Regions from separate parts of the Homo sapiens genome. Here region 2 is linked to region 1. Evidence: chromatin contacts called from ENCODE Hi-C or POLR2A ChIA-PET data. All regions are on one chromosome and are shown on one strand. Each heading gives the region's core, a stretch centred on a gene start or an enhancer-like site at or near the end of the contact. The rest is flanking DNA. Distances are from core to core; before and after follow the strand shown. Region 1 has its middle 130 kb from the start of DLEU7-AS1. Region 2 holds the start of DLEU1-AS1 (DLEU1 antisense RNA 1).

Evidence for each region. A loop is a pair of places that touch in the nucleus more often than their neighbours do. ChIA-PET counts read pairs that join two places held with the same protein, here RNA polymerase II (POLR2A). Pooled maps may share reads with other maps.
Region 2: a map of dorsolateral prefrontal cortex shows a loop between it and region 1 (3-fold over the local background). The contact joins the promoter of DLEU1-AS1 here to the enhancer-like site in region 1. A Hi-C loop is called at or near these places in 4 of 168 maps with a recorded cell type or tissue (dorsolateral prefrontal cortex, endothelial cell of umbilical vein and heart right ventricle) and 3 of 50 pooled maps. POLR2A ChIA-PET finds 5 or more read pairs at or near these places in 1 of 52 experiments (WTC11).

Annotation. Positions count from the first base shown.
Region 1 is chr13:50,676,659-50,681,051 of GRCh38, reverse strand. No RefSeq gene overlaps it. Among named protein-coding and RNA genes, the nearest start is that of DLEU7-AS1, 130 kb to the left of the region's middle. Within about 2 kb of position 2,476, at least 5 of the 41 ENCODE cell types and tissues checked have a DNase peak (open chromatin) inside an H3K27ac peak, as active enhancers do; they include dorsolateral prefrontal cortex and endothelial cell of umbilical vein, where a contact is called at or near this core.
Region 2 is chr13:50,525,528-50,529,920 of GRCh38, reverse strand. It overlaps DLEU1-AS1 (DLEU1 antisense RNA 1), which reads left to right and starts at 2,472. Exons shown (of 3, transcript NR_125753.1): 1 at 2,472-2,642; 2 at 3,914-3,969. It overlaps DLEU1 (deleted in lymphocytic leukemia 1), which reads right to left. Exons shown (of 7, transcript NR_109974.1): 6 at 1,857-2,055; 7 at 1,278-1,741. RefSeq lists enhancers at 1-260, 261-949, 1-1,089.

The sequences.
Region 1 (4,393 bases), core at 1,227-3,726:
ATTTGCTACCATTATATCTGTTGCAATTATTTCCATTTTGTGAACACAGATAGTACTACATATAGTGGCAGAAGTACAATGAATATTATTAAATCACGAGGATGGTAGTATTTTTACACCAACCAAAACATGACAATTTGTATCTCTTCCATCTAACTAAATAGATATTCCCATTGTCTTTCAAACATGCCTCAATAGGCCCTTTGGGGCTCATGGTGGCCCCTCTTGAAATGATTCACCCACCTTCTCTCTAACACCCTCGCTACTTAGTTTTGTGTAAGACCAATATTATCTGCAAGGAAGCTATAATTGATTTTGCTCAAGATGAAGTCATGTGCCACATGCTTTTCCCACAATTATAGGAAAGTCTTTCTCTAAAAAAGTCTGTTCACTTGGTATTTTGGTGCACAGAGAGTTTCTCTAATAAAATGTTTCCTTAATGCTGACTGCATATCAGAATCACCATCTCAAATATGTAGTGGTCTCATCCCAGACCTGCAAAGGCACTGTGTGTGTGTGTGTGTGTGTGTGTGTGTGTGTGTGTGTGTGAGAGAGAGAGAGAGAGAGAGAGAGAGAGAGAGAGAGGGAGTTGTATTTGTTTGTTTTAGAGAGAGACTATTTATTCTTATAAAGCTCCCCACGATGCTGACGTATACACAAGTTTGAGAACCACTATCCTAGACACACACTTGTCTTCTCCTTTCAAGACTGAATATCAGAAAGTATTCAATAAAGATTTGCAAAATGAATGAGTAGATGAATGCCAGTTCTCAGGACATCTGAACCTTTCCTAATCACTAATGTTGACTATGCAGAACTACAAAAGTGTTGCTTAAGTCACCTTAAGTCTAAACCAGTAGTTTTTTACTTCAGTATGCCCAAGAATCACTTTCAGGGCTTTTAAAAAAATACATATCCCTGGGCCCATCTGCAGAGGGTCATATTGAGTAGGTTTAGAGTAGGGACCAGGAATCTGCATTTTTATTAGCACTCTAAATGTCTCCTGCAATGACATTTTTTGAAAAACACCACATTCAAATCATGGGTAGAAGATGCTGTAGCACAGTTTGAAACAAGTCCTACTATCCAATCCAAATAGATCACTGGCATTCATAGATGTGGTCACATTACTAGTTAACATTTCGTCTAAAATTTTATCGAGAGTAAAGAGCCTGGGATGCTGGCTCAATTGATGCTCTGACTGGTACTGTGGAGTTCCAGTGGCCATTTATGCCTCCATCCCTTACTATCTGGTGCCTGTCCCTGGGGCTGTCTTCAAGTCAGGTGACATCAAAAAGAATGGAGGTCAAATCAGGTAGTTCTAGCCAGAACATTTTAGTGAAAAGAAATAATTACAAAATCATTTTTCTTTTATAAGGTATACATGGATTCCTGCCCCATCCCCAAAGTAGAATAAAGATAGGAAAATACTGATGCAATGTGGTGTGAGATTATTATGGGTCAAAATGACTAATGCTGGATCAAAAATCAGAACAGGAAGGAGACAGGAATTTCAAAAATGAGCAACTCCAAAATAATAGGAATGAAAAAAATAAAAGTTAGTGTCACAGGTCAAATGTTTAGATCCCACATTGTCACTCCATTCTGGTTTTCTTTAACACCCCTGCTTGAACATTTTTACAAATTTCTCAGACAGGATCATAGTCTTGCTTTTTGTTTCTTGGTGTCTACTGGTGTGAAAGACAGCTTTTCCATGTTGTAAGAAAACAAGCTGCTCAATCTGATTTCAGGTCTTGTCTGACACCATATCGCAGACCACACACAAGGGGCTGGTGGTGTCAGCACTCTGCAGAAAACTTGTCATCATGTCCTCAAGTGTTGTGCACAGGGTTATTCCATAGGAGTCGGGAAAAGCCTGACAGCCATCTGAACCAAGGACTAAGGACCCCAAGGGCAGCATAGCCATGGCCAAATGTGAGCCCCAAGTGCCCCACATTGGCATGAGGACCCTCTTAAAAGGTGAGGGAACTTCTTCACAAGGATCAAAGCAGTAACACTTCTAGGAGACATTCACAGTTTTCCATGTTGGCTGAATCTCTCATTGTATCTTATGCACTAGCCAACTTGTGCCTCGAAGCTGAAGTGACGTCACGGAAAAGAACCCTCCCCAACCAAAATTGCTGAGATTGGCACCATGATTTGTAACCCAGAAGGAAAAAGCCACAGTCTCTTTCACTGTCTCTTTCGTTTGTTAGCCTGCCTGCCCACCATCCCTCCCACCCCCGGGCCTGGGGGTCACTCTGTAGTAGGCAGCCTGAAGGGGGGTGTCCTCTGTCACTCCCTCTACTTTCCTCTCTTAACAGTGAGCCCTTCCTCCCACACACACCACAAAGCCAAAAGAAAGGGATTAAAGCTGATGACACACAAGGCGGATGTGTGACCAGCTCAGGTTCTAGGGCCAGACAGCCCTGGATTCCAGTTCCACTGGGTCACTCACCACAGTGTGACCTCAAACTGGTTATTTCAACCCCCTGAACCTCAGTTTTTTCATCAACTTTGATGTTTAAATGAGGCAACACATTCAAGGCATTTAGCATGGATCTAGCAAGCTCTCCACCCCAACATCTCAGTCAAAGGGAGGCAACTAACAATCGCAGGGGTAGCAGTGACAATGGAGGCTGAGAAAAGCTTTCATCCTGTGGTCTCTCAGGCTTGCCACAAGAAAAAGAACACAGAAAATTCTTATTACCTGGAGATGTACATCCATCCACTACTTGGTAAGCAGGAGTCTAGCTATTTATAGACCTGACAGGCCTACAGAACAAATCCCTGATTGATTTGTAGCGCCTTGTTCTCATCCAAACTCTTCCACTGCAACGATGCTTCTCTGAAGAATAAACCGTCATTTGGTTTATGACATTGTCTATGTAGCCACTCATTAAAGGAAGCAAAGACCAGCCAACAATCCTGGATTCTCTTTCAAGGCCTCGTGAGTCTCCTCTGCCCTCTGGCTGGCTGAGGAGTCACCAATGACATCAGCCAGATGGCTGACACCACACATAACCCCCAGGCTGCTAAAGTTTAAAGGGTCCCTGCTTTCTCCTCCTTGGCTGTAGATGGAAAATTGGAGTCTCTGGGGGTGGGGAGTTTGAGGGAGAATCCAGCCAAGAAAGGGAGTCGGCAGAGAGAGGAGGGAGTAGTGCCAGCTATTCATGTTTCTGCGACTCGCCACGCACAGTATGGGCATTGTTTGAAATCACACAGACATTGTCCTATCCAGCCCTCAATCATATTAGCTGCCCAGCCATTTTTCCACATTAATCATTCAAACTGACATGAGTAAATAATACCACATGTGGTCGTGATGACAGTTGTCTCCATAATGTATTCATCTCAAGGTACTCATGGTTTTTACTAAAATAAAAGTGCAAGTGAATGACTTTAGAAAAATCTGCAGTCAGGATAGCAGCAGCTATCTTTATGAGGAGCGGTATAAACACTCAAATACATGCTGAAGAGGTTGAGGACAGTCAAGAGTGGTGAATTGCACTCTTAGCACTGGGAGGCCTTACGATTTTGGAGAGACATAGAAACAAATTAGTAACACTCAGTCCCCATTTCACATGCACAAGTACAGAACCACTCCCAACCCGCTCTGTCCCTTGCATTTTTTGCACAGGACTCAAGCAATCTTTGTTGAAACTGACATGATCCTTTGGACAAGCATATCCTGCCTTCCCATCTTCGCTTCTGCTTTCCTCAAATATTGAACACTTGGTTTATGCCTAGTTTTGTGCTGGATGCAGGAAATGCCGAGAAGAAAGACATAGCTCTGGCCCTGGCAGAGCTAGAGCATTGTAGGGGCTGGGACAGGAGGGAAGGAGGATGTACAAACAAACAATGACCATCCAGTGAAACATGTACATTAGTTTCAAATCCCAGGTGAACATTGTGTAGAAAGAATTGAAAAAATTTAGCCATCCTTATGGGGCATAGTGCCTGTTGATTCGAGCTTGATAAAATAAGGCCAAAATAATTCTTCCCAGTGGATCTTTAGGGATTTGGTTGAGGAAAAGCTTAGGAAAGTGTTCTCAAACATGACTATGAGAATCACTTGGGAGCACTTTTACAACTCTACCCCAGACCTGCTGAATCAACATTCCATCGGAGATATCAGAAATCTGTTTTGTAAGAGCTAGAGAACTTGTCCTGAAACCAGCCTGCTGAGCAAGTAACTATACTGGCTTTACTGAGACTATCAACTAATCTGTAAGAGTTGACTGAGATAGGAGTGAGCTGAAGCTCAGCCAAGTTCCCCTGAGTCACTGCCACTGTCACAGAAGAAAAAATTTTGAAGCATTCACACTGTGGTGAGAATTGTTAATGTTTGTTCCCTCAAAGGGCAATGTGTGAAAGAGGAAGAGATCTGCCA
Region 2 (4,393 bases), core at 1,223-3,722, 150 kb after region 1:
CACACAGTTCTACAAATTTTTACAAGCATATACAGTCGAGTAATCACCACCTCAATCAAGACAGAATATTTCCGACACCCTGAGAAATTATCTGTGCCCCTTTGAAGTCAATCTCCTTCCTCTCACCCTCAGCCCCTGGCAATCTCTGATTTATTTCTGTCACTGGATATTCTGCATAGCTTCCAATCTATGTTTTTCAAGCTTCCAATCGGAGTCAAAGCTGGCCAGTAGCAACTAGCACAGAGTCCTCTGCTGCTCTTTTGAAACCACCTTTTCTTTGCTGACAACCAACAGATCAGTCTCCATAGTCAGCAAAGCTGAACTCCAGCTTTAGACACAGGCCAATTCCTCCCGTAAAACTTGGCCTGGCGTCAACTGGGCGGACATGCCCGGACAAGCCTGCTGGGGTAGCCGCGCCCGCAGGAGGGGAGGTCCTTACAACATGGAGCACCAGTTGCACACTGTCCCCTTTTGAGCTCTGTTCTCCTTTTTAGTTTGGAAGTCTGTGCGTATGTGTACATGTGTGTGGGTGCATGCATTGCAGAGCCCCAGTATACTTTGACATGTTTTCTGCATCTACAGTGTGAGTAATACAGTGGAGGGTAGATGAGCCAGCCCCTTCTGAGAAATACAGTAGTCCTCTTTGAACCTCTCCTCCTCCTGTCATCTGATTGCTGGATGGCGTTAGCCTGTGGTGTACTGGTGAGAGCCGGAAGGTCTGGGACTGGATCCCTCCTACTGAGTCAAAATACAACATAAAAACCTTGGGGGAGGATCTGAGGCTGAGAACCAGCTTCAGAAAATTATAAGTTGCCAAAGAAACACAATTTTAAGCATCATGTCTGAAGGAGTTAGGAAGGTTTTTCACTTTTGTCATTTCTGCTAAGGTCCTCTTTCTCCTCTGATACTTCTTTCCCCAGCTTTCTCCACATGATTTGGGCTGCTTTCCTAGTTCCCTTAAATACCGGTGTAAAGAAACCTGTCTGTGGTTTTATGTTACCCCATTGGAGTGTTGCATGTGAATATAGGGCATAAAAGGGGATAAATTGCCTAACTCAATCCACCCTCGAGGCCTGCCACATTAAAAAGATATACCACGGAACTTTCGTCTGCCCTGAAATGATTGGAAATACTGTGAGACTGCAGAGTTTAATGAAAACTCTGAGTCTCAACTTGAAGTAGATAGATAACTCTCTGATCTACTCTTGGGCCTATATATAACATTTTATATTTGTCAAGGCCGCTCAACATTCACGGTTAATAATTAGTCCTGGAAGAATATTTATAGCTTATGTTAATTCTTATCCCGGAGACATGCAAGGTTCAAAATAGGTGGGATAAAAGCACATTTGGGTAGGCTTAAATTCAAACCCACAGGCACTATGTACAGAAAAAGGCACTAGGTGTTTTTTAAATTGACTCAGAAAAAGTTAAAATGGAGAAACTTCTATCTGCTCACTTGGTCCTTCATGGGGAATTCTACCACTTCCCTTGGTCCAGCTCACTCAAGGCCAGTGCCATGACAACTCCTGGGTTGAGAATCACTGATTTAAATGGCATTTGACCACATCTGTCCCCACTTGTGGCTCTCTGCTCTGTAGATTTGCTGACTCACAGAGTCCACCGGCAGAGATGCTGACAGGCATGAACTGGTTGCATGACACTTGGAAGGCATAGCGGGACATCTGCCTCACCAGCTTCCTTCAGGTGTTCCACTGAGCCCCAGCATTCAAATTTCCATCTGTGGGAGAGGAAGGGAAGGGAAGGCTCTGGTCTGTGGTACCGTAGGATTCCAGTGATGCCTCTTAAGCATCCCCCACCATTCTCTGATCGTTTCCCACATGCAAAGTGCCAACCTGGTCGTGCAACAGTGTACACATGTGGTGAACACCAGGCGCCCTCCCATGAGACTTCTGCAGCATTCCAGCACTCCATCCTCCCCCAGCTTCCAGTTTAGGACAGGTCCAGGAGAGGAATGGTGAGGACAGAGTTAAACGCAACTTTTGCTTCATTGTGGGTTCCTTCTTCCTGTCCTCCCGGCCATCAGACCTCCTCCTATAAACAGATGTGTGCTCAGATTAACTACTTTTTGGAAAAAACAAGGAAATGATAATACTAGAAAAACTTTATTGAACTAATGTTTGTCTATGTACCAGGAACTGTGCTAAATACATCACATTTATCTCATTCAATTCTGACAAGAACCCTACACAGACAGGTGTTGCTGCTGTAGATGGGAAAACTGTGGCACAGAGGTGAAAAAGTCTTACCTATACAGATACATTGCATCAAAATTCAAGCCGAGGTTCTGACCCCAAAGCCTGTGCTCCAAACTAGAGTCCTCCTGTGCACATTTCACGTCTGGAATTATTATAAAGCATTTTGCAATGACTAAAATAGGCACATGAATGAAGACGTATCCAGGTCTGCCTGAGAGGAGACTCGAAGCCAAAGCCCAGCTCAGCAAGGCCAGAGAATTTCAGTGTATCCCCGCGGGGCGCTGGAACTTCGTCTGGGTGCATTTGTTTTTATAAGCCTGGGTACTGCAGAGTCATTTAAAAACATGTGCTTGCCAGGGCAGAACATCATCTGATGGCAGCAACCACCTGGTGCTGGCCACGACTGAGGAGGGAACACATCAGGTGAGTGTGGGCCAACCCTTCCTGCACAGAACAGGAGGGCGGGGAGGGGGGGGGATGCTTGATTTTTAGTGGGAAGGATGAGGAAAGCAGTTCTGAAATGTTTTTCACAGAAATAGAAACTAGTGAAATAGAAGCTGGCATTTGACTACTTTAGAAAAAAGAGAGGAGGGTAATAGGGAGGAAAGTGATTGGCTGCTGCTGTCAAACTCAGGAACTTTTAAAATTTTGTTTGTTCCCCCAAAGAAGTGCATGCCCAAACCACCAAGAGAGGGTAAGTGATGACAAGCAGATCTGCAAGGCGGGGCCCCAGTCACAGTAGCAAGCACCCTATCTCACAACAGCCCTGCAACCGGCAAAGTTGCAGCTTCTGCTACAGTGCGCATGTGTGCGGGTCCCCTTCTCCCCTCTTCCCTCTCCCCTCTCCCCTCTCAGCCCATCCTCCTCAGCCCAGATCCCTCCCTGTACCAAGACCATTCCAGCTGCACGCAATAATCAGGCAAGCAACTTCTAACCCAGCCTAGGGGACTCAGACGAGATAATGCTTAATTTTTCTGCAACGCCTTCTTAAGACTCCAGGGATCTGTACCCCAGGATGGAGAATGCTTTCCCAGAAGCACAGCCTGTTTCTCCAGCCTGAGAGTGTGTGCTGCAGAGCTGGGACCCCACCCTGTATCTAAAGTAATTGCTGTATCTAATGGTGTGGTGCTGCTGACTTCCTTACCAGCTGTAGCTTTCTGTTGCCCGACCCTGTTATTGCTGGCTCCTGCTTTATTTTAGGGATGTTAACCTGCTCGTATGTGTCTGCTAGTACCTTGCTGGTAAACTCCATCTTAAAAGCTCTTCAGAGAAGGGCTTTGTGAGTTTTCCTTTTACAGGCCTTTATTGCATTTTTTTTCTCCAGGTTCCTCTCTCTTCCTCCTCTCACTCCTTTCTGCCTGATTAGAGCAGAGGATGTTAGCTTTTCTTAGGGACACCTTACAGCCAGCCAGTCACATTATATGAGAATATGTTGTTCTAAGAGCCTGCCCCTAGGTCACAGATTCAGACCTGTGGAAATGGCCTAGGCTATTCTGAAATGCTCTGATGGGGTTCCAGCATTCAGCCTCCAGCTAAGCTCCATCCTTGTGAGCTATAAGTTGGAATGAGTAAGTAGGTCAAACATCTAATCCTCCCTGTGCCAGCATCCCACCTGAAGGGCATGGCAGAGAAAGGGGAGCATGGGGACCCAACTCATTCACTATCAACAGGTCTTGTTCATTTCTTTTCTCTAGGAAAAAGCAACACTTCTCTCCATCGGGAAGAGGTGGACGCCAAGGCCCCGTTCATTGTAAGCACACCTTCTCCTCTTCACAGAGTACTGTCATTGCTCCCCTATCTGTGCTATGGACCTACACAGTTTAACAGAAGCCCACCAGGGGCTTAGGTGTTCTTTCATCTAAGTAGTTCCAATATCCTCAACCACTACAGTAAGATGTCTACATGGCAAATAAATTCAGGCATAAAATACAGCGTGGGCAGCATATGTGGGTGCTCTCCAGCCACTTCTGGTGGCTGCTTGGACCACTTCATAGAGACTTGTTCCAAGGAACAAGGAGAGGGTTTTGTGAAGTGTTTTGACTCCCACTGAAATGGCTGCTACAAGAGGTTATTTCTCACTGCAGGAGGATTTGGGAATAGGGATAGGGGATAGGAGATTATAAAGCCAGGGGTTTTTTTTGTTTTGTTTTTTGTTTGTTTGTTTTTGTTTTTGT